3 separate regions of the Homo sapiens genome follow, and all the other regions are linked to region 3. The links are chromatin loops, found by intact Hi-C in ENCODE. Cell type or tissue: PC-9. All regions are shown on one strand. Each heading gives the region's core, and the rest is flanking DNA. Links, peaks and the distances in the headings are about the cores only.

The links. A loop is a pair of places that touch in the nucleus more often than their neighbours do. Peaks named below come from ENCODE experiments on the same cell type or tissue, not always from the same donor. Only the 100,000 strongest peaks of a DNase experiment are listed, where the experiment ranks them.
Region 1: it touches region 3 in a loop (5-fold over the local background); 5 of 110 quality-filtered maps call a loop at or near these places.
Region 2: a loop joins it to region 3, with 7 times the contacts of the local background. A loop is called at or near these places in 6 of 110 quality-filtered maps.

Annotation. Positions count from the first base shown.
Region 1 is chr7:47,720,282-47,730,330 of GRCh38, forward strand. No RefSeq gene overlaps it. Among named protein-coding and RNA genes, the nearest start is that of LINC00525, 36 kb to the right of the region's middle. RefSeq lists an enhancer at 3,706-4,637. In PC-9, for the core only: no CTCF peak of the experiment used is centred there; DNase peaks (open chromatin) are centred at 4,530 and 5,260; H3K4me3 peaks cover 411 bases; H3K27ac peaks cover 2,715 bases.
Region 2 is chr7:47,672,429-47,682,477 of GRCh38, forward strand. No RefSeq gene overlaps it. Among named protein-coding and RNA genes, the nearest start is that of LINC02902, 22 kb to the left of the region's middle. RefSeq lists enhancers at 1-644, 7,676-8,189, 9,734-10,049. In PC-9, for the core only: no CTCF peak of the experiment used is centred there; DNase peaks (open chromatin) are centred at 3,818 and 5,413; H3K27ac peaks cover 4,503 bases.
Region 3 is chr7:47,782,176-47,792,224 of GRCh38, forward strand. The region is part of intron 56 of PKD1L1 (polycystin 1 like 1, transient receptor potential channel interacting); the gene reads right to left. Among named protein-coding and RNA genes, the nearest start is that of PKD1L1-AS1, 8.1 kb to the right of the region's middle. RefSeq lists a silencer at 4,536-4,830. In PC-9, for the core only: CTCF peaks have their summits at 4,135 and 4,336; DNase peaks (open chromatin) are centred at 826, 1,976, 3,466 and 4,626; H3K4me3 peaks cover 3,239 bases; H3K27ac peaks cover 6,928 bases.

The sequences.
Region 1 (10,049 bases), core at 871-8,870, 62 kb before region 3:
GCTCGCCAGGCTCCCAGACTCACGGGGGGAATGGGGAATGTCATGTCCAGGGGCTGCTTTATGTACTTGGTGTTAATAAATCATAATAATTAGATACTGGTCCAAGTCATTTGAAATTCATTTCTTTCATTCATGCAGCATTGCAGGAAGATGAAGATGCTGGCTGATTGACCTCATTCTTCACGTGCACTCAGGGCTCAGGGCCAGCGCAGGGCTGGGGAAGCTGCTTTCTTCCCACGCCTCCAGGGCCCAGCCTGGCCGTCTCACAACCTGGCCTCCTTCTTGTCTGTGAGCTCACACTCTCTTTCTTCCCCCGCATGCAGATGGTGATGATGGCCAGGACACTGGCCACCTGCCTGCAGCATGCCCAGGGCCTGGGCTTTGAGGCTTGTCTTCCCATCCTGAGTGCTCCACATGCTTTATCTCACTGGACCCTCACAACATGCCTTTGGCAGGTGAGGAGGCTGAGGCTGAAGCTTGGCCTTGAATGTTGGCATGAGTCCTCACCAGCGTGTGTATTTGTCAGGTTAGACTGGGCTCTGCCGTGGTAACGAAACATCTACTAAATCTCAGTGGTTTCACATTGTCCTTGTTTATTTCTCACATATGCAAAATCTTCTGTGGGCCCGTGACTTCACAGGGCAGCTGTCCCTTGTACAGAAATCGAGCCCTGCAGGCTGCTCCTGTCTCCAAGCTTGGCCAGCTCCAGAGAAAGCGACCTTCACCTTCATGGTGGGGGAACGTCCATGGAGGTCTGTCACCCGCATGTTTACACTTCTGCCCAGAAGTGACACACGCACTTCCTCTCATGCCTTTTATCCAGAGCAGCCACAAGCCAATCCCCCTGCGAGGGTCTTGGGGTGTGGAGATCCTGGGCCTCCGTGAGCAGAACTGGAGGTGAGTGAGCTCCAGTGAGGTCTGCAGCTGTGTCTCCTCATCTCAGTGCTGTTGACCTTTGGAGCTGGAGAAATCTTTGCTACGGAGCCTGTCCTGGGAATCGTAGGATGTTTAGCAGCATCCTTGGCCTCTACCCACCAGATGCCAGTGGCACCATCCACTTATGACACCAAAAATGTCTTCCACATTGCCAAATGTCCCTTTGTGGGCAAAACGGCCTTTAGTTGAGAACCCTCGGGGCCTGCACCATGCTGTGTCTATGGATAAGGTGCCCAACGCTCTGAATCTCTTTACTAATTTCGAGTTAATGCTGCCCACTCTACAGAGATGATGTGAGGATGAAATGTCTCTGACTCGTGTGAAAGTGTGCAGCACTGAATCCCAACTCAGTAGGGCCAGGGCCCTGTTTTTGCTTCCCACTGTATTCCCAGTGACTGGCATGGAGGAGGCTCTCAGTGTTGATTGAGATGATGAATGAATGAATGCTCAGTCCTGGCATAGGACAGTGCTGAGTAAGTGGCAGTTCCACCCCCACCCCATGACCTATTTACACACAGATATGGGTTTTTGGGCCTTCATGGAGGCAGGAAGCAAGGGGCAGAACAGGATGGCCCTGTTGCGCTTCTCTACCTGGCCGACAGGTGTCCCCCCGAGCCCCTTCTCACGGGGTACTGCTTCCAGAAAGGCTGTGATGGGGCTGCTTGCTCCCCAACTCTCCTTTTCCCTGGCCACTGGTCAGAGTCTCCTGGGAAGGTCTCGGCCGCAAGTTGGCCAGCCCGAGGGGGTCTTCGTCTGTAGGGAGTCTGTGCTTCTGCGGGGGAAGAACCTCCTGGGGAGCACATCTGGTGCTTTGACTCTGATGTCAGATCAGACAAGTCCAGTGCTCAGCAACCCCAGACTTCGCTGACAGAGGCTGTCACATTCCTTACACACCTGGGACACTTTCTCTCCCTGTTGAGACTAGCGCTTTTTCTCTTTCTCTGGACTTGGTTCCCCAAACCTGTGCTTCCCCAGCCCCTCCAGTTACCTCCAGCTCTTGGTGAATCACTCTGTGCCCCTGATACCCTTCACCCAGGCTGTGGGCCAGTCTCCATGAGCAGCGTCTGTCCTCACGTTGGCCTGTCCCCCTCTGGAGGCCTGTGTGCTGGGCTCCTCCGGCCATGCTGTCCTCACTCTCCTTTGGCTCCACACAGTTCTGCCGAGGGGCTTCAGCTCGGCTCTGAGTACCTCCTCTTGGCCTAAGACCTGCTCACTATCTTCTGGACTTTCTACCTGGGACAGGGAAAAAGGGTGCTGTGCCCTCTTCCCGTGGTTGTGGTGTGGTGGGAAGAGGAGACGCTGAGGAGCCAGACACATCTGGGAACCATCCCAGTTCAGTCTTTTCACAGCCTCGGTTTCCTCAGTTTCAAAGCGTTAATAAGGTTGACCCTCATGTCTCGGTTACCTCAGGCTGCTGTAATAAAATAGCACAGACTGGGTGGCTTAAACAACAGACATTTCTCTCTCACAGCCCTAAAGGCTGGAAATCAAAGATCAAGATGTTGTCAGGCTGGAATCCCCTGAAGCCTCTCTCCTGGGCTTCCAGATGACGGTCCTCCCCCTGCGTCCCCACATGGTCCTCCCTCTGTGTGTCTCTGTCCTAATCTCCTCTTCTTATAAGGACACAGGTCATATTGGATGAGGGCCTACTCTAATCATCCCATTTTACTTTAATTACTTCTTTGAAACCCTATCTCCAAATACAGCCACATCTGAGGGCCCAGGAGGTTGGACTTCAGTGTATGAGTTTTGGAGGGACACAGTTCAGCCCATAGCACCTGGCAGTTGGACCTGAAGATGACCCCAAAGGATTGAATGAGTTGATGTGGTTACCTCCTGTTATGCTTCAAACCCATCCTGTGGCCGCCATCCAGCCCATGGGGTTCTGCCTCCAAACCATCATCTTCTACTCCGTTACTGCTCTCCTATTCAATGGCTGGAGACACAGAAGCCAAGACCTCCTAACTCCACATTTAATTTTTAATTTCCCCCACTTTTTACTTATTCTGTGCTGGGAACACAGAAGTTGCGCATAGATGGAAATGAGTACTGGGTGACATTTCAGGGGGATTACACATGGCCGTCTACCTTCTTAGCCCAATGGCTGGTTTGCATTTGCCCCAAGGGGTGGACTTGACTTCTGCTACTTCTGTGGTCACCTCTGTGCCCTCCCAGGTACAAGATGGAAGTCCTGATTTCAAGTCACTCCATTATTCTCCATGACATGGGTCTCATGCACCATGGGTTCTGGTTGGAGCCATAAGCGAGTATGAATGGCACTGTCTGTGTGACCCTGGAGATGGCCTCATGCAGGGGTCCCCAGCCCCTGGGCTGCGGGCTGGTACCGGTCCATGGCCTGTTAAGAACTGGGCCGCACAGCAGGGGGTGAACTGCAGGCGAACAAGCATGACCGCCAGAGCTCCGCCTCCCATCAGATCAGCGGCACCATTAGATTCTCATAGGAGTTCCAACCCTATTGTGAACTGCACATATGAGGGATCTAGGTTGCATGCTCCTTCTTTTTTTTTTTTTTTTTTTTTTGAGACGGAGTCTTGCTCTGTCACCCAGGCTGGAGTGTGCAGTGGCGCTATCTTGGCTCACTGCAAACTCTGCCTCCCGGGTTCATGCCATTCTCCTGCCTCAGCCTCCCAAGTAGCTGGGACTACAGGAACCCGCCACCACTCCTGGCTAATTTTTTGTATTTTTAGTAGAGACGGGGTTTCACCGTGTAAGCCAGGATGGTCTCGATCTCCCGACCTCGTGATCCGCCCGCCTCGGCCTCCCAAAGTGCTGGGATTACAGGCGTGAGCCACCACGCCTGGCCTACATGCTCCTTCTAAGAATCTAACTAATGCCTGATAATCTGAGGTGAAACTGTTTCATCCTGAAATCATCTCCCCTGCCGCCACTGCCAGTCTATGGAAGAATTATCTTCCAGGAAACTGGTTCCAGGTGCCAAAATGGTTGGGAACCGCTGGCATACTGGGTGTGAAAGCTGTGTGGAAATTGCCATACCCCTAGAGGAGTGAGACTTTGTCATCCTTCGGCCATTCGTTCATGCTTTCCTGAGTCCACCCCTCCGGTGTCTACTGGAGTCTCCCACTGGCCATGCATGAGGAGGATACAGGGCAAGTCTGACGCTGACACTGTTCTCAAGGGCTCTGTCATCCTGGGGCGATTGTCTGAGGCCTCCTGCAATTCCTACAAGGCAAGGCCTAAAGGGCCACTGGCAGGATGTGGGGACGCCCCTGTGCCAGCTCAGAGCAGCAGCGTTGGGGAAGGTGTGTGCCCGGTGTGCGGCCTTCGAGTTGGCCCCTGAGGTGTGGCGTGACGTTGCTCTGGGAGTCAGGAGCAGGGAAAGGGCCTGAAGCAGGTGGAACAGCCTGGGAGGGTGCAGGGCCAGGTATGGTTAGAAATGGTCTGCCTCCCTCGACAAAGAGCTACATACATCCAAGCTGCAAACAGTCCCCTAAACCCTGTGCAGCTGGCAAAGCCCATGTGTTTAAAAAGCCTGCAAGTCCCCGACCCCAGGGTGGCCCCAGCAGGATGTTGAGGAAGGCTATTCAAGGCATTTGGAGATGAAGTCATCAGGATTCTTTCAATACTGCTTAGATTTCATGTAACCTGAAACTTTTACACAAGCCAGTCTCTGCCTATGAATGAAAGAATACTGTTCCCCCACCTCCAACCAAACCCTTCCCTTTCCCCCTTTCTTTGATCTGGTGACAGACAAAAGAGACACGTTTGCCTATGGAAGCCATGGGATTTAGGTTCCAGGCCTACCCAGTGCTCACTCTGAAATTCCCAGAAATAAGGTTAAATGGCTGAGCCTGGCTGCAAAGCTGAAATGTGCAAGGACCAATGAGGGAAATGTAAGAAGGGCGGGGTAGGTTGCCAAGTTGGGATGATGAGGGCAGACAATGGGTGGTCCTGGTGCTATACAAGCTCTGGGGAAATATCTGAGCAACTCTGAATCTGACATGTTCCACACTGATGGACTCTGAGATTTAGACAGCAGTAAAGGAGTGGCCAGGAGCTGGCCAGGCCAGGTGGGGGTGGCTATTCCATCAGGGAGTGGGGACCTTGTGGTCTTGAGTGATGCTGAAGGGCATGGGGCCTGGGCTCCTCAGAAAGAAACAAGCCTGCCCCATGCTGCTGGCAGGCCCTCCTGCCCATTTCTGGGGTTATCTGCAAACTACCTTCAGGGAGTTTAGCAGGAACCAAAACAATGAACTCTTGAGAACAAGGTTGCCCTTAAAGGAATCCACACCCTGAAAAGCCACTGAGGCCTGATACCTCAATTTCCTGGTGAAGGATGTTTTTATCTGGTTGGCTGGGCACTCAGCTCATGGTGTGTTTGTTCAGTAAGTCATTCTGCCTAGCCCCCACGTGTCAGGGGTTTCCCCCTGGCCTGCGGAGCTGGGAAGGGCAGGCTCTCCATCCTGCGATCTGTCCATTTCTGTCAACTCAACCTCTCCTAGATGATTAATCTGCTCCCAACCAGCAAAACAGAATACTGTATGTAGAATACTGTACTCAGGATACAGCCAGAAACACCTTTGATCTGATTCTCATCAAATGTTCTGCTATGAACACAAAGTTTACACTCATGGAGGATTGCATGAAAGTCTCTTTCTTCTAAGAAGACTACATTTCAAACTTGGATTAAACAAAATTGGGAAGCGTATATTTTAAACACAGTGTTTGGCTCCTTGTAGAACATTTACCTTTACTGAATTATACATGGGGATTAGGCCAACGGTCAGCATGGAGAGATGTGAGAGTCAATTAAAAAAAAGAAGAGTTGAAACATAGATAGTGTTGCCCAGCAGTTGAGAGAATAGGCTTTGGTGCCAGTAAAACACTGGTGTCCTATGGCACATTACTTAAGGTGTCTGTGCCTCAGTTTCTTCACCTGCAAAGTGAAGCTGTCGCTCTACCTACTTTATAGGCTGGCTGGGATGATTGAGTGAGAGGAAGAAGGTCAATGCCATGCCCCATAGAGCAGGTGCCCTTCCGTGCATGTTGCTGGAGAGGTCAGAGACCAAAGGAAGGTAGGCATGGCAGCAGGCATGATCAAGTGGAGGCTGGTTCTTCTCAGCCAGACTGGCTGGCACCAAAACTGTTTCCCAGTTCTGTTTTTGGTTTTTATGTATTTATTAATTTTTTCACTCTGCTGCTCCACTATAAAGCCAACACAGAGTTTCCAACCAATGGCTTCTTCCTTCAACAATTTAACATCCAGCCAGGTGCATCTGTAGCGAGCCAGTTGGAGGCATTCTGGCTGGAGGGTGCAGGGCTAAACTGATTACTCTGCATGTTGCTGTTCTGGTTTGTAAAGAAGCAATGTTCCTCATTAGTGTGTGTTAGCCTGTAGAGAGCAGAAGTTGAATTAGGAATTGCTGATTGAAAACCTGATTTTTGAACTCTCCATAACCTGGTAAATGTTTAAATGTCCTATTAGGAGGAAATTAAAGCTCTGCTGGACTAGTTATAGATTAACAATAGGAAATCTTATTATAAAAGTATAAAGAGATTTCACATTTCCTCAATATTCAGAACAATATCAACCTAGCAATAGCAACTTGTTATTTGACATTAAGCACAGAAACCAGATTATTACCATAGTAATGAACTTGTTTTTCTGTTCTTCTTGCAATGAATGACACTGATTTCTGCATATGGTTGACTACACTTTGTCACAAGGGTCATAAGAGAGTTGGCTCTTCTTGCTTTTTTTTTTTTTTTTGTCTGTGCCCACTGGCATCTCCAGGTCATTGGCTTCTCCATCTCCCTGTCTGAGATATATATGAGGCAAGGGGAAGATGCCCCAAAGAACTCACCATTGAGCCATTCAGTGGGGGCCCAAAGTCTCTATACAGTCTGCCTTCTTTCTACCTTCAGAGTCTTCTTACTGTGCTTAATACCCAGTGCCCAGGCTTTTTAGTTATGCTTAGGGAAAAGTGAGTTTATTCCATCTTTCCACAAGATGGAGTGCCCTGTTGTTTCTTTTCTTTCTTTCTTTTTATTTTTGAGATGGAGTCTTGCTCTGTTGCTCAGGCTGGAGTGCAATGGTGCAATCTCAGCTCACTGCAACTTCCATCTCCTGGATTCAAGCAATTCTCCTGCCTCAGCCTCCCAGGTAGCTGGGTTTACAAGTGCCCGCTACCATGTCCGGCTAATTTTTGTATTTTTAGTAGAGACAGGGTTTCACCATTTTGGCCAGTCTGGTCTCGAACTCCTGACCTAGTGATCTGCCTGCCTTGGCCTCCCAAAGTGCTGGGATTACAGGTGTGAACCACCATGCCCTGCCAGCTTTTTTTTTAAAAAAAACAGGTTAAAAAATCGTGCTGAACAGCCCTGAAGTAATCATGTATGTTGATGCAGTACTTTGCATCAATTATACTACATATATTCTCTCTCTCATTCCAATTATTTTTCTCATTCTTTCACTCTCTCCTTTGTTTTTAAACCTTCTCTCACTGTCTTTCTCACAAAAATATGAACACACTTATATAAGCTTACACACACAAATCTTAACCTATAATTAACACAAGTGAACAAATTAAAATTAAATGCTAGAGGAGTGAAGAATCAGTAAAGAGAATTATGAAGTTATAAAACAAAATTAAATATCTAGATACATTAAGAATTTTTAGGTCAACATCTTCTCTGCAAATGTTAAAGTCAACAAAGAGATCCAATTCCTTTGCTGAGGAATAAAAGCTTTTTAAACACATTTTAAAAAGGAGTTGTTTATGATTAGAAGATCCAGATGTGCTCATATTTAAAAAGATATTTTTAAACTAAAACTGACCGCCCAATTGAAAGACTCATACTTTTTTGTTTAATGTGGTTATAGTTTAGACGAGAATCAGACTAGTTATAATCCAGAAATACTTTAGTTCTGAAAGTTAGGGATCGATATAAAGTTTTATGGATGAAATTTTTGAATTTTGAGAGAGTAGGCTGCATACAACTTCATGCTGTTTTCAAATTTTAACTCCAGATTGAAAAATTTTTATTGTATTTTTAGCAATTTCATCAAAGGGCTGATGGCTTTCAAGTTTAAACTCTAGCTTAAGGATTGAATTTTAATAAACAGAAAAGGTCTCTGGTCACAAGCGCACTCTTTGAAGGTTATCACACATTGTATATAAATGTACCTGTATGAGCGTCATCACTCAGATTAAAATGCCAAGGTCAGCAGCACCCCGGAAGCCATTCTCTCCTTCTCAAAGGTGGCCACTATCTGACTTCCAGTGACACAAATGGATTTGCTTGTCTCTGAACTTTTATAATGGGGATTATCCACTGAGTATGCCTTTGATAAGGCCTCTCGTTTGAGAGATTGAGGGTCGGCTTCGCGTTTGAGAGATTTCTCCTTGCTGTTGTGTGTAGTATTAGTTCACTCACTTTTATTCTGCATAGTGTTTTGTTGTGTGAGTATCCTGCTTCAGCTATCCTGTTATCCATGGACAGTTGTGGGCTGTTTCCTCCTCGTTCCCTGGTTTTGGTTTACAGCAAATGATGCCTCTGTAAGCATTCCTATATGTCTATTTATGTCTATGTGCTCGCATTGACGTTGGGCTTTTCCTAGGAAGGAAGTTTCTAGGGAGCAGGTTTGTGTAATGTTCATATTTAGTAGTTGCTTTCCAAGGGTTTTCTGAAGTGGTTGTGCCCATTTTCATCAGCAGCGTACGTGAGTGCCCATGGCTCCCTTCCTTTCCAACGGTTGGTGTTGCCCCAGCCTCCACTGCCACTGCATCTCACAAGAGCTCCAGGGTAAGGAGTTTCTCTTTTTGTCAGTTAGAATGTTAACGATCCCCCTTCAGTAAACTAGAGGACTTCTGCACCCTCACTTTCCCCTTGACTTTTGTCATTTATTCTATTAAGATATAATTCACACACCATACACGCCACCATTATCAATGTCTACAATCTTCATAAGGTTGTGGAACCATAACCATAATCCAGTTCTGGAATACACATCTACTGAGAGCCATGTTTTCAAGGTTCAGGCGTGTGTTGTTGCATGCATCAGTTGCATGTATCATTCATTATTATAGCTGAATAATACTCCATTGTCTGGCTGGAATGCATTTTGTTTTCCATTCATCAGTTGATGGGCATTTGGGTTGATTCTGCTTTTTGCCAATTTGGAATCATGCTGCTATAAATATTAGTGTACAGGTTTTTGGGTAGACATGTGTTTTCAGTTCTCTTGGGTATGTCCCTTGGAGTAGAATTGCTGGGTCATGTGGGAATTCTATGTTTAACTTTTTGAGGGACCACCAGATTGTTTTCCACAGCAGCTACTCCATTTTGCATTCCCACCAGCAGTGTATGAGGCTTTTAAATTCTCCACGTCCTTACCAACACTTGTTATTGTCCTTTTTAAAATTGTATTTTAGCCATCCTAGTGGGTGCACACTCATTTTTGCAACCAAATTTCTCTTGGCAGATTCTCATAAACTCAGAGTCAAGGTTGATTTCTTTCTCTTTATTTTCCTATAGGAAGGAGATTTAGCACACCTCTTTTAAAAACAGAAATACTCACAGTTAAAAGCCTTGATTTGTTACTAGCAAGACTATCATAATTACACCAACTTTAACGCTTATTCTTTAATAGTTGTAGAGATCATAAAAAAGAACTTCTTCTGTTCCCCTGAAATTGATAGCTGGTCCCCAAATCTTCAGACAAAGAAGATATCAAGTACAGCTTATTCTAAAGAGAATTGCAAGATGAGAGGCAGATACTTGCTCCAGGTTTTATGAAGAGGCCGGCAGACCCTGATCACCAAAAAGTAGGGTACCCCTCCTCCCACCCCACCCCACACACCCCCAATACCACATGGACATGTCCACCCAAGTTCTCCCACTTCAGTGGGCCAGGTGTCCCAGCTCCCACTTTGTGGTTTCATCACGATCAGTGAAATCAGACAATTCCTCGACGTTTTGCTCATATTTTCATTTTGATACCTTGGGTATCTATTCCGTTTCCCTTGTTTTGTAGTCTCCCATGATCTCCCATGACTCATAACTCACAGACATTTCTCCCAATTTCCTCCGAGAAGGTTTCCCATCATATTAATGCACATTTCGACCGCTTG
Region 2 (10,049 bases), core at 1,214-9,213, 110 kb before region 3:
CACCTGTATGTCCTCTTTGGTGAGATGCCTCTTCATGCCTTTTGGCCACACTGAGAGTTCCTTTTCCTTGCCTCTCACAGTGATATTTGGAAAACAAATGAGTGGTGGTTGCTAGGGGTTAGGGCTGTGAGGGAGGAGAGGGTTATACCTCTAAAGAGGTAGCAGGAGGGAGAGCTATGTGGCAGTGGGACACTTCTGTGCCTGGATTGCAATGGTAACACAAATCTTCACGTGTGATAAGATGACATAGAACTACACCCACACACTGAAGCAGCGCCCATTTTCTGGCTTTGACATTGTGCTATAGTTATGAAAGATTGGGGGAACTGGGTGAGGCGTGTATGGGCGTTCTCTCTGCTATCTTTGCAAGTTCCTGGGGATCTACAATTATCTCCAGATACAAAAATTAAAAAGAAAAGTCAGTATCGATCAGTCTGAGAGTAGAAGTTTCATTAACCTATAATTGCTATTTTACTTTTTCCTCCCAATTGATTAGTTGTTTGTTCTCACACAGCCAGACCACATCATATAACATTTAGGTTCTGACTATGTTCCTTGAAGAAAATATACACTCATCATGTGGGGAAACAATGGTGACGTTTCACCTAAGGAATGTGAAGATGGAAATCAAAGTTTTCTCCCAATCAGGTAACTGAGAAAGGCAGGAGGCCATAGAAGCAGCCGCCTCAGCCCCATGGGTCACATCTGTGCTGAGTGACAATCTGTGTCTTAATGAGAAGCAATAAAGGCTAATTATCCCCAGGGTTTGACAGGTCTTTCTCAACACTTCTGCATAAAAAAGCAAGGCCACCCAGTTGGTCTCTGGATTGCAGCCTGCAAGAATCCCATGGTGGTGTTTAAACAAACGAGAAAGAACACATCAAAGGGGCATCTTACAAAGGCCCAGGAGAAACCAAAGGGACCTGGTGGCCTGAGTCCCCAGCTAGAAAGACAGATTGAATGGTCATTGCAAAGGGTAGGCTTGAAGGGGATAATGTGTGGCCATATGGAATAAAAGGAACCTCATCTCATCGGCCATCCATCACTCCCCTCCAACAGGAACAGGTGGGTGATGGACAAAGGCTGTAGATACAGGTGCGTTTCTACCCCACCAAATTAACCTAAGAAAAAGCACGGTAGGAATGAAATTAGGCATTGCACCATTTATCTAATTTACATTTAGTGCCTTAAGAGCCTGTGAATGAACACTGGTTTATGCAGTCTGTTCACTCCGTTTTCAGTGGATTGCTGCAGAAGTAGCCTCTGATTTTATGGGGGCCTGCACACGCTGGCTCCTGCAGTCTTAGGGCCTGGTCTGAGGAGGGGCCCGGAGAGTGTGGAAGGATGAAAAATGGAGCAACCCGGGCCAGGTGCAGTGGCTTACACCTGTAATCCCAGTACTTTGGGAGGCCAAGGCAGGTGGATCACAAGGTCAGGAGATCGAGACCATCCTGGCTAACATGGTGAAACCACGTCTCTACTAAAAATACAAAAAATTAGCCTGACATGGTGGCACACACCTGTAATCCCAGCTACTTGGGAGGCTGAGGCAGGAGAATCGCTTGAACCTGGGAGGTGGAGGTTGCAGTAAGCCGAGACTGCGCCACTGCACTCCAGCCTGGGCGACAGAGTGAGACTCCGTCTCAAAAAAAAAAAAAAAAAAAAAAAGAAAGAAAAGAAAAAGAAAAATGGAGCAACCGAGGCTCAGAGGGTCTAAGGTGCTGGACGACGGCAACTGCAGGGGCAGACTCCGATTCCCAGCCTGGTGCATCCACCACTGGCCTTCATAGAGATTCTTGGGGGTCTGCGGGGGCCTGCTTTATGCCAGGCCCTGGAGGTATGGCCAGGAACACGACCCACTAGGCTCTGCCTCATGAGCTTACATTCTAGAAGTGGGAGATGGAGGTAATCAGTCCATATGGACGGGGTCAAAGGCCTCTCTGAAGATGCGGACTTTCCTAACACTCGCACCAGCCAGAGGACAAAGCATTCTGGGGGTCTGGGCTGGGAGGACACACGAAGTCCTTACAGTGCCAAAAAGCTTGGTCCCTCCCAGGCTGGACAAAAGCTCATGGTGGTTGGGGCAAGCAGGAGGGGAGAGAGGCAGAGCCAGGCTCTGAGCAGCAGGCAGGCGCCCCACCTCACTGAGCTAGGGCCTATGGGGCACGGTGAGGAGCTGGGTTTTAGTTAGAAGTCAGGTGGAAGCTGCTGGAGGATTTTAGGCAGGGGAATCATAGGGTATTATCAGCTCTACAAACAGAGAATTCAGGTGTTGTGTGGAGAAGGGATTCTGGGGGGCAAATGTGAAGGAAGAGAGGCCAGGTAGAAAAGTGATCAGAGCAGAGCAGAAAACACACCTGCATTCACACGCTCATGCACACACACATACACACATGCACACATACTCTCACACACATGCACACATACCCTCACAATGCTCTCACACAATTGTGCACACATACACACATGCACACATACTCTCACAATGCTCTCACATGCCCCACAGACACACACTCTCTTACAGACTCACACATTCACATGCACTCTCATGTACTCACACTCCCTCACACACACAAACTTTTATACATATTAGCATACACACTCAGACAAACATACACACTCAAGCACATCCCAGTGGTGACTGATCAGTGCAGTCACTGTGCACATTGTAACACAGGAGAGAAACGGCAGCTTTAAGGGATTGTGAGCCAAAGCAATCCTCCTGCCTTGGCCTCCCTAAAAGCTGGGATTACAAGCATGAGCCACCACACTTGGCCTCAATGCAAAATTTTTTTTGTTTTTTGAGACAGAGTCTCTTTCTGTCACCCAGGCCGGGGTGCAGTGGCGTGATCTTGGCTCACTGCAACCTCCACCTCCCTGGTTCAAGTGGTTCTCCTGCCTCAGCCTCCTGAGTAGCTGGGATTACAGGCACCCACCACCACACCTGGCTAATTTTTGTATTTTTAGTAGAGACGGGTTTTCACCATATTGGCCAGGCTGGTCTTGAACTCCTGACCTTGCAATCCGCCCACCTCAGCCTCCCAAAGTGCTGGGATTATAGGCGTGAGCCACCGTGCCTGGCCACCTCAGTGCAATTCTTAAATGACACTGAAAATTGTTAGCTTAGTATGATGTTTTTCCAGCCATACTGGGAATACTGAATTGACTTAATTTATGCATAGGAGGCAACATGCTGCCTGAAGAAAAAGTATCCTAAACCCTAATGGTTCAAGTCATCGGGTATTTCCAAGTTCACCAAGAAATTCAAACCCTGTCCTTCTTTACCATTTGAGGGAAAGCTGACACAGATCTAAATCTTGATGTCTTTCATGTGTACTGCCAACAAGTAAGGCAGCACAGAAGAGTAAAAATGCCTCAGTTTCTCAAATCTTGCTCTTGCGTTCAAATCTTGACTTTGCTGTCTCAGTCTGCCTGTGTATTGAATGGGTGCAATAACAGTTATCGCCCATTCTTTTTTTTTTTTTTTTTTTTTTTTTTTTGAGACAGAGTCTCACTCTGTTGCCTAGGCTGGAGTGCAGTGGCGCAATCTCGGCTCACTGCAAGCTCTGCCTCCCGGGTTCATGCCATTCTTCTGCCTCAGCCTTGCGAGTAGCTGGGACTACAGGCGCCCGCCACCACGCCCAGCTAATTTTTTGTGCTTTTAGTAGAGACGGGGTTTCACTGTGTTAGCCAGGATGGTTTCAATCTCCTGACCTCGTGATCTGCCCACCTCAGGCTCCTAAAGTACTGGGATTACAGGCATGAGCCAATGAGCCACTGCACCTGGCCCAGTTATAGCCTATTCTTTTTTTTTTTTTTTTTTTTGAGACGGAGTCTTGATGTCACCCAGGCTGGAGTGCAGTGGTGCGATCTCGGCTCACTGCAGGCTCCACCCTCTAGGGTTCATGCCATTCTCCTGCCTCAGCAGCTGGGACTACAGGCACCCGCCACCTCGCCTGGCTAATTTTTTGTATTTTTAGTAGAGATGGGGTTTCACCGTGTTAGCCAGGATGGTCTCGATCTCCTGACCTCGTAATCCACCCACCTCGGCCTCCCAAAGTGCTGGGATTACAGGAGTGAGCCACCGCGCCTGGCCAGTTATAGCCCATTCTTATAGCACTGAAGGAATTGTGCAATGGCTATGTAACCCCTGGGTCAAGTGCCTGATTCAAGATGGTGGAAAAACATTCCTTTCCATTCTATAGAACACATATGTATTGGATGTCTTTTCTGTGCTGGGTATAGTGCTTGGTGCTTAGGGAAAAAGCACTAGAGAGACAGATGTGGTTTGTGCTTGTGACAGTTTCATGTGTCAACTTGACTGGGCTAAGGGATACCTAGGTAATTGGTAAAACATTAGTTCTGGTGTGTCTGTGAGGGTGTTTGCAGAAAAGATTAGCATTTGAATTTATAGATGGAGTGAAGCAGATCCACTGCAAACTTCTCTACGCTCTCCTCCAAACCACATGGCACTCCTCTGTGCCGTGAGGTTTTGTCATGTTCGTTATCTGTGGATGTCATAGCTCTGCAGTTACCTGCTATGGTTTGGAAATGGGCTTATTCATCTCTACCATCGGTGCAGTGGCTTTGGGAGATGGGGCCTAGCGGGAGGTGTTTGGGTCATGGGGATGGATCCCTCGTGAATGTCTTGGTACTGTTCTTGTGGTGATGAGTTCTCACTCTGATGAGCCTGGATAATTTCCCACAGAATGAATTAGTTCCCGCAAAAGTTGACTGTTAAACAGACAGAATGCTTCTTGCATTTTGTTTCTTCAGGTGTGTCTTCTTGCCCTTTGACCTTCTTCATCATGTATGTTATGATGCAGCACAAAAGCTCTCACCAGAAACCAGGGCCATGCTCTTGAACTTCTCAGCCTGCAGAACTGTGAGCTAAATAAACCTCTTTTCTTTATACATTACCCAGACTCAAGTATTCTGTTTTAGCGACACAAAATAGACTATGATGGAAGATTGGTATTGAGCAGTGGGGTCTTTTTATAAAGGTACTTGAAAATGTGGAAGCCAGTGTGGAACTGGGAAATGGCCACAGGTTGAAAGAGTTTGGAGGAGCTGGCTAGAAAAGCACTGCATTGCCCTGAAGTGGGCATTAAGGATAATTCTGGTGAGGGCCCAAAGAAGACAAAGAGATTAGGGTAAGTTTGGAATTTCTTGGAGACTAGTTAAGTTATTGTGACCAAAATGTTTATAGAATTATGGACAGTAAAGGCCATTCTGATAAGGTCACAGATGGAAATGGGAAGTATCTATTTGGAAACTGGAACAAAGGTCACACTTGTTACAAATATTTGTATTTATGCCCTAAGGCTTTATGGAAGGTTGAACTTAAGAGGGATGACCTAAGATAATCTGGCGGATGAAATTTCTAAGCAGCAAATCACTCAAGAAGTGGTGTGGTTACTTTCAACAGCTTATGCTCAGTTATGGCAGCAAAAGAATGACCTGAAGGCAGAATTTACAATTAAAAGGGAAGCATAGAAATTTGGAAAATTTCCAGCCTGGCCATGTGGCAGAGAATGAAAGGGCATTTTCAGGAGAGGAATTTAAGAGTTCAGCAGAGTAATCACTTGCTGAGGAGATGACTGGGGGTGAAAAGGGAGCCAAGTGGTAACAGTAAGAAAAATGGGGGCTGGGCATGGTGGCTCACGCCTGTAATCCTAGCACTTTAGGAGACCGAGGTGGGCTGATCATCTGAGGTCAGGAGTTGGAGACCAGCCTGGCCAACATAGTGAGGCCTTGTCTCTACTAAAAACACAAAAATTACCTGGGTTTGGTGGCGGGCGCCTGTAATGCCAGCTACTCAGGAGGCTAAGGCGGGTAATCGCTTGGCCAGGGAGGTGAAGGTTGCAGTGAGCAGAGCTGGAGCCACTGCACTCCAGCCTAGATGACAGAGTGAGACTCCGTCTCAAAAAAAAAAAAAAAAAAGGACAATGGGAAAAGGCTGGAGAGGCATTTCGGAGATCCCTGAGGCCTGCCCCTCCCATCTGCCCAGATGCCTGAAAAGGCAGAATAATTTGGGGGGATGGGCCTGGGACCCTGATGCCCTGTGTAGCCTCAGGAAGCTGTTCCCTGGATCCAGCCTGGAGCAGCGGTGGCACAATTGGCTGAGATATTAAAGTGGTGTCATTGTCTGGGATAAAACCTGAGGTTCCTTGTCCCATGGCCATGGAAAACTAGGATGCTTACACACCAGAGTGAGGTTAAACTCAGAAGTTTAATAGGCGAAAGAAAAAGAAGAGATCTCTGTGCAAAGAGGGGTCTCAGAGAAAAATGGGTTGCTGTGGTGAAATGTAGGAGGTTTTATAGATGAGCTTGAGGAGGCAGTGTCTGATTTACAAAGCACATGAAAGATTGGCTGGACCAGGTGTGCCATTTGCATAGCACGCAAATGGCTGAGGACACAGCTCCTGAGAACTCAAGTTGTAAGCCTTGGAGATGTCCATGTGATGTCAAGTCTGCAGGCACCTAGAAGGCGAGAGCTGTAGAGGCTTGGCAGCTTCCTTTTTGATTTCAGAGGATGTTTCTGAAAATCTAGGGTCCAAGGCAGAAAACTGCTGTGGGGCACAGCCACCATAGAGTCCCTCCTGGGGCAATGCCTGGTGGAACTATGGGGCCAGGGTCACCACTGAAAACCTGGAATGGGAAAGCCACCAACAATATGAAACCTCAGCCTGGAAAAGCTGCCAGCACCAAACTCCAACCCATGAGAGCAGCTGCATGGGCTGTGCCCCGCAAAGCCATGGGAGCAGGGCTGGCTAAGACACTCACTGAGTGTTTCCTTACTAGGTGTTGACTTCTGCAGCAACTGAAATATATTCCTTGTCTAATTCTGACGAGGCAGGCTAATTAGAATTCTAATGCATAAACACCCCCTTTAGCTGGGCACTGTGACTCATGCCTGTAATCCTAGCACTTTGGGAGGCTGAGGCGGGCAGATCACCTGAGGTCAAGAGTTCGAGACCAGCCGGGCCAATATGGTGAAACCCCCTCTTTACTAAAAATACAAAAATTAGCCAGTTGTAGTGGCACATGCCTGTAATCCCAGCTACTTGGGAGGCTGAGGCAGGAGAATTGCTTGAACCCGGGAGGCGGAGGTTGCAGTGAGCCGAGATTGCGCCATTGCACTCCAGACTTGGAGACACAGAGAGACTCTGTCTAAAAATAAAAAAAAAAAAAAAACCCAAGAAAACAAAAAACAAAAACAAAAACAAAACGCTTTAGCTGTCTAGAGAACATTAATGGTTGTGCATATATCAGTTGTTCTCAAAATGTGGGCTGTGGATACCTGAGGGTCCTTGAGAGCTCCTCAGGGGATTACTGTCCTTCCCATACCAGGACAATGTTCTTTGCCCTTTTCACTGTGTTTAGATTTTCACTGATGGTGCAAAAGCAATGGTGTCTGATACTGCTGGTGTCTCAGTGTGAATGTGGTCACTGACACTGTAAACCTAAAATAAAAGTCTAAGCCCCCCAACCCTCAGAATGGACTTCCTCCTAGGCCAGGGAACTCTTATATTTAACCTGAAAGACTGGTTCAGGCCATGACGGGGAGAGGGGGTTGGGCACGCCTCATTTTCCCTCTCAGGCACCAACATCAACGCAGACTTTAAGTCTGACAAGAAACATTTACAGGCCGGTTTGGTGGCTCACGCCTGTAATCCCAACACTTTGGGAGGCCAAGGCAAGTGGATCACCTGAGGCCAGGAGTTCAAGACTAGCCTGGCCAACATGGAGAAACCCCGTCTCTACTAAAAACACAAAAATTAGCCAGGTGTGGTGGTGCGTCCCTGTAATCCCAGCTACTTGGGAGACTGAGACAGGAGAATTGCTTGAACGTGGGAGGCAGATGTTGCAGGGAGCCGAGATCACGCCACTGCACTCCAGCCTGGGAGACAGAGTGAGACTTAGTGTCAAAAAAAAGAGGCCGGGCGCGGTGGCTCACGTCTGTAATCCCAGCGCTTTGGGAGGCCGAGGCAGGCAGATCACGAGGTCAGGAAATCGAGACCATCCTGGCTAACACGTTGAAACCCCGTCTCTACTAAAAAATACAAAAATTAGCTGGGCGTGGTGGCAGGCGCCTGTAGTCCCAGCTACTCGCAAGGCTGAGGCAGGAGAATGACATGAACCCGGGAGGCGGAGCTTACAATGAGCCGAGAGTGTGCCACTGCACTCTAGCCCGGGTGACAGAGCAAGACTCTGTCTCAAAAAAAAAAAGAAAGAGAGAGAGAGAGGGAGGGAGGGAGGGAGGGAGGGAGAGAGAGAGAGAAAAAGAAAGAGAGAGAAAGAAAGAAAGAAAGAAAGAAAGAAAGAAAGAAAGAAAGAAAGAAAGAAAGAAAGAAAGACAAGAAAGAAGAAACATTTACAATCTACTGTAATGTATTCTCCTGCAGATGAAGCCTGCTACCTGGAGGCTTCATCTGCATGAAAAAAACTTTAGTCTCCACAATCTCTTATCGCAACCCAGACATTCCTTTCTACTGATAACTCTTTCAACCAATTGCCAATTAGAAAAATTGTAAATGTACTTATAACCTGTAAGCACCCCCGCTTCCTGCTTCAAGTTGTCCCACCTTTCTGTACCGAACCAATGTATTTCTTCAATGTATTTGATTGAAGTCTCATGTCTCCCTAAAATGTATAAAACCAAGCTGCACCCGGACCACCTTGGACACACGTTCTCAAGATCTCCTGAGGGCTGTGTCATGGGCCATGGTCACTCATATTTGGCTCAGAATAAATCTTTTCAAATATTTTACAGAGTTTGACTGTTTTCTTCAACACAGAGTTCGTTACTGCCACAAACTTAGAGTAAGAAAACTCAGTTTCTGATTAAACAGTGAACACTATTGATCAAAGGTCGAGCCCCTGAGTACAGATCTCTTAAATATATCCTGTGGGTTGCAATTGGAAGGGCACAGAAAGCCCCTTTGCTGCTTGCTGAATGGCGCTTGCTGAATGGCACATGCTGTCTGAACAGAAGCGCTTGTGTGATCCTTGCCTTGGAGCTGAACAGACAGCCTTTGCCAGGGAAGGAGCAACTGACAGGCTGTGGTCTTTCACACTTGTGTATTGGTCGGCTCATAGAGACTCTTGTGAAGAGAATGGGGACGCTATTGACAAATGGGGTTTCTTTTTTCCTATTAAATAATAAAATGAGTCAACATTTGGAAGATCTGCTTAATTCAGTGAATCAACATTTTTCAAATGACCAACGGATGATGTTACTGATTCACGCATAGGTAAGAGATTCATTCAGTGTGCTAGAGAGACCAACAGATTTTATACATAGAGTAGGAAAAGTTCATTGATTCCACAGTGTAATTAAACTTTAAGGAACTATCGCATGTCAAGTTTTGGTGGATTATCAAATAAAAATATTGACAATAATCTAAAAATGCCATTAAAAGTGCTCCATCGGCCTGACGTGATGGCTCACACCTGTAATCCCAGCATTTTGGGAGGCCAAGGTGGGCGGATCACGAGGTCAGGAGATCGAGACCATCCTGGCTAACACAGTGAAACTCCGTCTCTACTAAAAAAATACAAAAAATTAGCTGAGTGTGGTGGCAGGCGCCTGTAGTCCCAGCTACTCAGGAGGCTGAGGCAGGAGAATGGCATTAACCCGGGAAGCGGAGCTTGCAGTGAGCCGAGACCACGCCACGACAGCCTGGGCGACAGTGCAAGGCTCCATCTCAAAAAAAAAAAAAGTGCTCCATCATTTCTTTTTTTTTGTTTTGAGATGGAGTCTCGCTCTTTCGCCCAGGCCAGAGTGCAGTGGCGCTATCTCAGCTCACTGCAAGCTCCTCCTCCTGGGTTCACGCCATTCTCCTTCCACAGCCTCCCGAGTAGCTGGGTCTACAGGCGCCCACCACCGCGCCCGGCTAATTTTTTGTATTTTTAGTAGAGACTGGGTTTCACCGTGTTAGCCAGGATGGTCTCGATCTCCTGACCTCGTGATCCGCCTGCCTCAGCCTCCCAAAGTGCTGGGATTACAGGCGTGAGCCACCGTGCCCGGCCTATCATTTCTTAAC
Region 3 (10,049 bases), core at 656-8,655:
TATAAATAATGTCACCTGCAGATTTTGAAAAAAGATGCTCAACTTCTGCAGGGTGCAGGGTGTTGTAGGTCCTTCAAAGGTCAGTGCATATTTCTAAACTTTAATAATTACATTTCCTTACTCCTGCCTGGCAACAGGACAAGGATGTTGGTCAAAAAAAAACCACAGTAACTTATGAAAGTAGAGACTGCAAGGAGGCCCTGGCAAGCACAAATCTCTGGAAAATTATTCAACTCAGGACAACTGCAGCAGAAAACTTTCCTAAGGTCTCTACTTTTTCAAGGACAAGGGCTAGTATTTCAGTAATACTTAAATTGATTATAAACTAGCAAGAGAAGCCAGGAAGAAGGTCACCATGAGAAAAGAGTTCCTCCCTACAGTCCCAGAGATTTGTATAACCTCATTCTATATTTACTTGAATTCTGAAGATCAGATAGAATAAATCTCCACACTGGTGTAGTGAATGATGACATTGGTACACCCATGTGTGCTAGCTGTAACTTGGACCCTCTGTCTTCCCCTCAAGAAAAGTCTACTGGGATAGTGGTTGAGTGAACATGGCTTTGAATAGGGAAACCCTTGAATCTGCTCTAATTTTTCTTCTCCTTGGTCCTACTTAAAATCAATTAATTGTCAAGCCTTTCAACTATATGTTGAGTAATAAATTATTCAAGACATAGTTAAGAGTGCAAAACCAGTGGGAACTGCTGTACTAGATTTTACCAAAGATAGACACTCACTCCCAAACCGCTGGGGAAATGGATTCGATCTTTACTAAAGGTGTTGTGCTGGTGACATGGATGAGGTATGTCTTTGGGGATTCTTACGTGATTTTATCCCTTGAGAATGAGTCACTTACCTGAGGAGGAGGCAACAGGAGCTCCTGACCTCAGAGGCTCTCCTACATTCCTGCGTTCTGTAACTTAGAAAGCCATTGGGAGTATACATTGATAGCTATATGGTATTTTAGGGAAGACTCAATGGCATTTCTATTTAAAAGTATTATTTAAAATAGCAAAAAAAATCATCTTTTGTTATTACTTGATCTTTTCCACAGTCAAATACTCAGATAATCTACTTGTTTTATAATTTTAATGATAATCAACATGTACTAACATACAAACATCATTCTTATAAAAGCATTTATAAATTAAGATCTACACAGAGTAAAAAAGAAGAGTTTGCTAATTTTTTGAGTATTTTGTTTTAGTTTTGTCAGATTAGTGAAACTAAATTTTTCAAAAAGCTAGAATTAATGGAAAACTATAATACTTTCTTCAAATATTTACATTTGCTTAAATGTATTTGTTTTGGGTTGAATTGTTCTTCCTCCAGAACAAAAAAGGCACTGGTGGATGTGACCTTATTTTGCTGATGATCAAGCTAAGATAAGGTAATTAGGGTCGGTCCTAATCCAATATGATTGTGTTATAAAAAGAGAAAATTTGGACACCCAGGGAGAATGCCCTGTAAAAAAGAGAACTACACTGCCACAAGCCAAGGAGCTAAGGGAAGCTGGAGAGATGCCTGGAACAGATCCTTCACCAGGGCCTTCAGAGGGAGCGTGGCCCTGCTGACACCCTGACCTTGGACTTCTGGCCTCCAGACTACAAGAGAATAAATTTCTGTTTGTGGCACTTTGTCATGGCAGCCCTAGCAAACTAATGCAGTATTTTACATATTCTTTTGGGAAATAATTGTAGTTTGCAAGACTCCAATTGAAATAGAAACCTCAAAAAGAAGCCAGCCGACAGTGTATTTTAGTCCTTGAGAATTCAACTTTCTTGAACCCTGCTAGGAGACAATTTGGCCCAAGTAAATAAATTATGTGTTCACAGTCATACAGAAGCCCTGGTTTATATCCTTAGTGCCTCGAGTGCCATTCTAGCACACATCTAAATAAAAGGGATTAACAATAATATTTCAACTTCATTGGAGCTATGTCTGCCAGGAAGGAATGAATCAGCAGCCACAAAAACATTCCTGCTTGTGAAGTCATCCCGGGAAGACTTAGTATAATCCATGAAAGCAGAGAGAATTCATTTCAGAAGGCTGTCTGCTTCAACATTTCTCTTTAGGTTTTAAGTTATTCCCACTTCCAATATATTAAGTATTTGTAAGCCATATCTAGTTCTTTTAAATTTAATTAGCTTTTCTTGTGATGTCCATCATGGGAAAAATTCCAAGACATACTTAGAAACATAGAAAAGCTTAGAAAAAATAAGAACCATTAAAACAAATCATATCTCACAACTATGACCCTATCATTTTGTCATCTCTTTACTTGAGTAATACAATAGCTTCTTTTTTTTTTGAGACGGAGTTTCACTCTTGTTGCCCAAGCTAGAGTGCAATGGTGCTATCTCGGCTCACTGCAACCTCCATCTCCCAGGCTCAAGCAATTCTCCTGCCTCAGCCTCCCAAGTAGCTGGGATTACAGGCGCCCACCATTATGCCCGCTAATTTTTTGTATTTTTAGTAGAAACGGGGTTTCACCATGTTGGCCAGGCTGGTCTCGAACTCCTTACCTCAGGTGATCCGCCCATCTCAGCCTCCCAAAGTGCTGGGATTACAGACATGAGCCACTGCGCCCAACCCACAATAGCTTCTTTTTAAAAGCGTTTCACTTGGAAATAATTTTAAACTTAATAAGAAAGTTACAAGAGTAATTCAGAAGTACTCAGCTACCCTTTCCAGAGCCACCTATTAGCATTTTCCCATGCTTGCTTTATTAGTTGCCCTTTTCTATCCATATACATCACCCACCACTTCTTTTTGCTCAATAACCAGTTCACTAAATATTTACTGAGTGCTGGTCTCTGTGGAAGCCACAGTGGTGGAGAGAAAGTCATGAGAACTCAGCTAGCAAGGGCAGAACCAGGATGTGAGAGCAGGTGAGAATGATCATTTTTAGTTAAGTCTAGGAATATACTGGTCCTTAACATGCTGAATGAAGTCTGGGAACTATGGGGTGCATTCTTCCTGAGCATACCTCATTTGAACTTGATGTTTGCATCCTTACCGACCCCTCTCGGCTTCACATGAAGAAACACATCATAACATAGGTCCAAGTGGATACAAAAGTTGCTCAGGTTTTTGTCCATAATTTTGAGATTTGTACTTTCCAAGTTCCAGGAATATAATGTTTTCTGAGTGGACATAGTTCACTTTCAAGTCAATGTTGTTCATCTTTGGATCCCCAGCCTCTAGAATTGTGCCTGGCACAAAAATACTTGAGGAATGCATGAAACGTGAAAGTGTTAATAGTCTCTATTAAAGCTATAGACAGCACTTACAGCATGCAGACACGAACTCCTTTAACTCCTTTACCTCTCTCAGTGGTCTCATGGGAGAGGCTCTACTACTGTCCTCCTTTTACAGAGTAGGATGTAAAGACACCAAGAAGTTAAGTCGCTTTCCTACAGTCACCCAGCCAGTAGTTAAAACTGAATCACTCCACAGTTGCTCAACCCTCAGACCTGCCTGACCTCCATGTTTATCAGCAGGAGTTGGGGCATCTCTAGGGCATCATACTTTCTGCATGTTCAGGCCGAGTTGATATTTCTTTCTTTTTTTTTTTTTTTGAGACAGAGTCTCACTCTGTCGCCCAGGCTGGAGTGCAGTGGTGCAATCTCGGCTCACTGCAACCTCTGCCTCCCGGGTTCAAGCAATTCTCCTGCCTCAGCCTCCTGAGTAGCTGGGATTATAGGCGCCCATCACCACAGCCGGCTAATTTTTGTATTTTTAGGAGGCACGGGGTTTCACTACGTTGACCAAGCTGGTCTCGAACTCCTTACCTCAAGTGATCCACCTGCCTCGGCCTCCCAAAGTTCTGGAATTACAGGTGTGAGGCACCATGCCTGGCCAATATTTCATTTTAAAAAGCCCCTTCTAGCCTGTTTCTTCCTCAAGGATTCAAACTTAGTGTTCAGATACATTGCATCATCTGTTAGAAAATACCAAAGTCAATGAAGATTCAGTAAGTTTACAGAACCTAACTATAACTACAAAAACTTCTAGATTTGAGGGAACTCAGTAAATTTCTTTGACAGTCACCTGTGACGGGGGCTACGTAAACGCATTGGGAAAAGCTAAGTATTCTAAATCTTCTCATTATTTTACAAACTGGCAAGTTAAAGGAAGAAGCTGAGAGAAAATTCACCCTCTTGATGGCTTCCTGCTCCTAAGTAACACTGACCAGCAGAGTTCAGAGCACAAACCTTGCTGAAAAGAGTGGCTGTGGACTGTGGCACGCCAGTCTTCACAGATTGTGTTGGGGACCCCAAATGTGAAAGGGAATGCAGATTTTCCACAGTTATAAAAACCATCTCACCTTCCTCCTGGCAGGTAGGTGCTAAGGAATTACACTGAAAAAAATAAAGGCAAAAATCCTCTAGGAGAGACTCTGTGCCCTGAGGTCAGGCGCTCCCCTCTGGATGTTCCTGCCTTACGCAATGGTATTCACAAAAGCAAATCAAGAGGAAAATATGTGGAGGAAAAACCCTTCTGACATCTCTAAATTGCATCCACTGACTAGTGGCCTAGCCAGCTCCTGCAAAGTGGTGAGTCATCGCAGTAGAGAAGAGGCCCGAGCAAGGAGCAGGGCAAGAGCTCGGAGGTCCTTCTGCCCAATCAGCAGCAGCCCCCGGCTGGGAGGTCTCTTCGGGGTCCAAGGCTACATAGCTGAGAGGCCACAGAGTGCCAAGAACCGTTAAGGGGGCCGAGCTGGCAAGGGGGAGAAGGTGGGGGCTGGCAACTCACCGCATTTTGTTGCCATGAGTCACTTTAAAAATACAAAGAACAATATGATTTGTAGGTGGTTATTGATAGCTCCAGGCATCCAATCCTTCTAGTTTATAAAGATACAAATCTTAATTATTAATGGTTAAGATGAAGAAACAAATAAATGCCTTGAAGTTAGGAAATTCAAACGAATTGTTTCCTCAGATCCCCTCACACAAAAAAGGGTCTGTTCTGTAAAGTCCAGCTTGCTTGGCCTATTCCAAGACCAATGACATTCCTGGTTCTTTCCCAGGGAGGCCAGCTAAACTCATGTTGCAGAAACTTGAGTTCTGCAGGCAGAAACCCACCTGGGAGCCAGGTGAGAGAGACCCACCCTTGGCAGCATTAACTTTTTGCCAAACATACTTTTGATAAATACCTCATAAAGTGATAGTCCAGAAAGCGTTGTGTTTTCCTGTGGAATGAAACCAAAGTTATGATTGCATTGTTGCTGAAAACGTCCCACTCATACACAAGAAAAGTAAGTCATAAGGGCAAAGACAGCACCTACAAGCCTCCACCATCATTTGAGGGAAATTCTTTTCTCAGCCATAGGAAATTAGTATAGATTACTATGTGTTGTAACTGTATAAGGACTCACAATAGTGTGTGTTGTGTATATAAAGGACTGCTCAACCATATTATAAATTTAAAGTTCTTGCTAGTTATATGAGCTATAAAATATATAAACAAATTAAGCGGGTTTAAAGGAAAGAGATGAGCCATACGCCTTTAAAATGCTGTGGTGGGACTTTGTTTTCATTTGCTTTTTGAGACAGGTTTTCACTCTGTTTCCCAGGCTGGAGTGCAGTGGCATAATCATGGCTCACTGCAGCCTTGACCTCCTGAGCTCAAGTGATCCTCCCACCTCAGCCTTCCAAGTAGCTGGGACTAGAGGTGTGTGCCACCACACCTGGCTAATTTTGTATTTTTTGTACAGACAAGATCTCATCATGTTGCCCAGACTGGTCGCGAACTCCTGGGCTCAAGTGATCCTCTAGCCTCGGACTCCTAAAGTGCTTGTATTGTAGGCGGGAGCCACTGTGTCCGGCCTGTTGTAGGACTTTTGAACTGACAATCTTTTTGTCCTTAACCTTAGTAGTAAAGGCTCTGATGTTGTATTATTAAATATAATACTGACATTTAACTTGAGCTATATTCCTATTTTTTTTAAAAATATCGATTTCATTTTTATTAAGAATATGTTTTAATACTTAGGAATGAATGTTGAATTTTATCAAATGCAGCCATGGAAAAAATAAAATGATAGCTTCCTCCCTGTTTGGTGAAGGTTATTAATATATTCTTTTTTTATTTATTATTTCATTTATTTTTATTTTATTCATATATTTTTATTTTATTTATTCTATTGCCCAGGCTGGAAATGCAGTGGTGCGATCTCTGCTCACTGCAACCTCCACCTTCCAGGTTCAAGAGATTCTCGTGCCTCAGCCTCCTGAGTAGTGGGGATTACAGGTGTGCACCATGCCGGGTTAATTTTTGTTGGCCAGGCTGGTCTCAAACTCCTGGCCTCAAGTGATCCACCTGCCTTGGCCTCCCAAAGTGCTGGGATTACAGGTGTGAGCCACCACACCCAGCCCAGTTATATATATATATATATTTTTTTTTTTTAATTTTAATTTTAATTTTTTTTTTGAGATGGAGTTTCTTTCTGTTGCCTAGGCTGGAGTGCAGTGGTGCAATCTCGGCTCACAGCAATCTCCGCCTCCCAGGTTCAAGCCATTCTCCTGCCTCAGCCTTCCAAGTAGCTGGGAATACAGGTGCCCGCCACCACACCCGGCTAATTTGTTTTGTATTTTTAGTAGAGATGGGTTTTCACCGTGTGAGCCAGGATGGTCTCGATCTCCTGACCTCATGATCCGCCCACCTTGGCCTCCCGAAGTGCTGGGATTTCAGGTGTAAGCCACCGTGCTTGGCCTATTAATAAATTTTTAATATTAAAACATTTGTATCCTGATTTAATACTCATATGATCATGGGATATAATTTTCTTAATCTGCTGCTGGATTCTATTTGTTAATGTTTTATTTAGATTTTTGGTATCAAAAATCAATAAGACTGACATGTAGTTTTATTTTTAATTTGGAATATTTTTGTCCAGTTTTTAGATCAATAAATTGCTTGTTTCATAAAAACACATTCGGAAGCTTTTCTTCTGTCTCTGCTGTGGCACAGTTTGAAGGTCGTTCTGGACTTACATGCTTCTTAATAGTTTGGTGTATTTTCTCTGTGAAACCATCTGGGACTGGTGCTTTTGGAGGGATAGAACTTCAAATACTGTTTCAGATTTCTGTCTCTACTCAAGTCAGTTTGTTGCATAATAAACAATGATAACTGTTCTCTCCTTCCAAAATTTTATAATTTATTTAATTTCCTAAAGGTTATTTTCTGTTTCTCATTTTTATTTTGTATATGAATTGTACTCACTTTGTTCATCATATTTAGATACATTAGCCAATAATTTGTCAATTTAATTGTTCGTAAAAAGATTCATCTCTTGGATTACTTCATTTTGCTGTTGATTTCATTAAATTATACTTTCATTCTTTCAACTTCTTTCCTTCTGTTTTGCTTAGTGTGTGTGTCTGTGTGTATATTTGTGTGTGTTGTGAATTTTTCCTATTTGAGCTGAACACACACTTAGTTTACTTTTATTTGTTGTTGCTCCACTTTATATACCATGGGATTTCGTCTGTCAGTGCTTTCTGCTAAGCACTAATTAGCAGTATATATTGTCCTTTGTTTTAATCCCATCATTCAAAAATAACAATATATACCTTATGGTTTAAATATAAATACATACAATTATCTTTCTTCTAAAATTTTCAATTAAATTCTTTCATTTTTATGTTACAAATATAGTAAATACTATCCATTTTTTCTCCTCTGTATAAATCCTCTATTTTATTTTATTTATTATTTATTTTTGAGGCAGAGTCTCACTCTGTTGCCCAGGCTGGAGTGCAGTGGTGTGATCTCGGCTCACCGCAACCTCTGCCTCCCAGGTTCAAGCAATTCTCTTGCCTCAGCCTCCCGAGTAGCTGGGACTACAGCCGCGTGCCATGACGCCCAGCTAATTTTTTTGTATTTTTAGTAGAGACGGAGTTTCACTGTGTTAGCCAGGATGGTCTCGATCTCCTGACCTTGTGATCCGCCCACCTAGGCCTCCCGAAGTGCTATGATTACGGGCGTGAGCCACTGCGCCTGACCCAATTTTATTTTATTTTTTACAAAATTGGTCATTATATTTTCTTTTCTTAAAAATTATGTTTTTCCTATCATTTGCCCAATTTTCATATGCACATTTAAACAGTTTTTTATGATTAAAACAATAATAATAATTGCTAAATAAATAATTTTTTTTTTTTTGAGATGGAGTCTCATTCTGTCACCCAGGCTGGAGGTGCAGTGGCACAATCTCGGCTCACTGCAAGCTCTACCTCCTGGGTTCACGCTATTCTCCTGCCTCAGCCTCCCGAGTAGCTGGGACTACAGGCGCCCGCCACCATACTCGGCTAATTTTTTTGTATTTTTAGTAGAGACAGGGTTTCACTGTGTTAGCCAGGATGGTCTTGATCTCCTGACCTCGTGATCCGCCCACCTCGGCCTCCCAAAGTGCTGGGATTACAGGCGTGAGTCACCGCACCGGGCCATAACTTAAATAATTTTAACTCACTTGGAGATGACTTGATTTTCAGGGGTAGGAGGTATCTAGGTGTCAGTAGGATTATCTTTTTTTAAGTCCAGCGACTTTATTAGTGTGTGTTTTATTTTTTATTTTTATTTTTTCTGTTTTCTGTTTTTTTTTTTGAGACGTGGTCTCACTCTGTCACCTAGGCTGGATCACCCCTCACTGCAGCTTCTACCTCCTGGACCCCAGTAATCTTTCCGTCTCAGCCTCCTGAGTAACTGGGACCACAGGTTTTGTTTTTTTCTTTGGAGAGATAGGGCTTCACTATATTGCTCAGGCTGGTCTTGAACTCCTGGGCTCAAGTGATCCTCCTGCCTTGGCCTCCCAGATGCTGGGATTATAGGCATGAGCCACTACACCCACCCATGTTCTAGTTTTAATAGATGTGAATCCATTTCTTCCCTGGGACACAGTTCTTTTTTAAATATATAGGTGTATATCTCTTTTCCAGTAAAGTCTTTTAAAATTATATTTTAAAATATTTTTTTCTGTTCAAATTTTCTGGGCTTTTTTAGGGGAGACACTAATTATAGATACCCTTTCCGTGTCTTACGCACATTCTTCCTGGTCTGATTTCCATGTGTATTACTTTTCCTAAAATCAATTTTAACTTTTTTTCTCTTGCAGAATTTTCCCAAATATGTCATCCATATAGTTTATTCTCTTTTCTGTGAATCTATTTGCTTTATTTTTTTCTTTTCCATTTCTTTCCTCAACTCTGTTAATTCACTGTCTTTTTATTTCATCTTGGAGTTCTTTCATCTTGGCTTCAAACTGTCATTTCAAAGAGACATTTTTTTTTTTTTTTCATTAACTTAACCTTTGTGTGGAGAACATCTCGGTTACAATTTTTACCTGTTGATGGCAATTGTTTTCAAAGTTATACCCTTCATCTTCACTTTTGGTCATTTTTACATACTGCTTTTTCCTGAAGCAGATTTGCATAGATGCAATAATTATTTGCTTTTATTATTTCTACTCCTCTCTACATGTGGAAGTTCAACTTTTCATAAACGGTGTTCTTCCCTGGGTTGTTGTGAATTAGGGCCCGGGAAGGGCTGGGGCAGAGAGCTTATAGCAGGTACTTCATGTTCTCCTCTGCCTTCAGAGAGCTCCTTCATTGCCACTCAGTCATGTGAACATGACAGCTCTGGGCCAGCAGAGTATCTCTCTGGATCTCAGGGAAGTTACCACTGGAAGCTATTTATCTTTGGGGCATGGCACTCATCCTTCTTTTTCACTGTGTACCTGGCACATGGTGTGTCTATTGGTGTTGATTTTTCTATAGTTTGCAAGTAGTGTGACTCTAGGTCTGTGAACCACCAATAGTTCCTCCCCTAGGCAGCCACATCAACAAACAGCTTCCTACAAAGACGGCTTCCTGCACGTTTTGTCCTTCAGTCCTATGTCCCAGGAACTCTGTGGCATTAGGTCTCAGGGAGATTCCTTAAACTCTTTAGTGCTCTATAATCTATTCGTCCAAACCAGGGGCCTTTGTTGGCTCCTCCAGATACACTGTCTAACTTGGAGAATTCTGTGTGCTCTTGGAAATGGT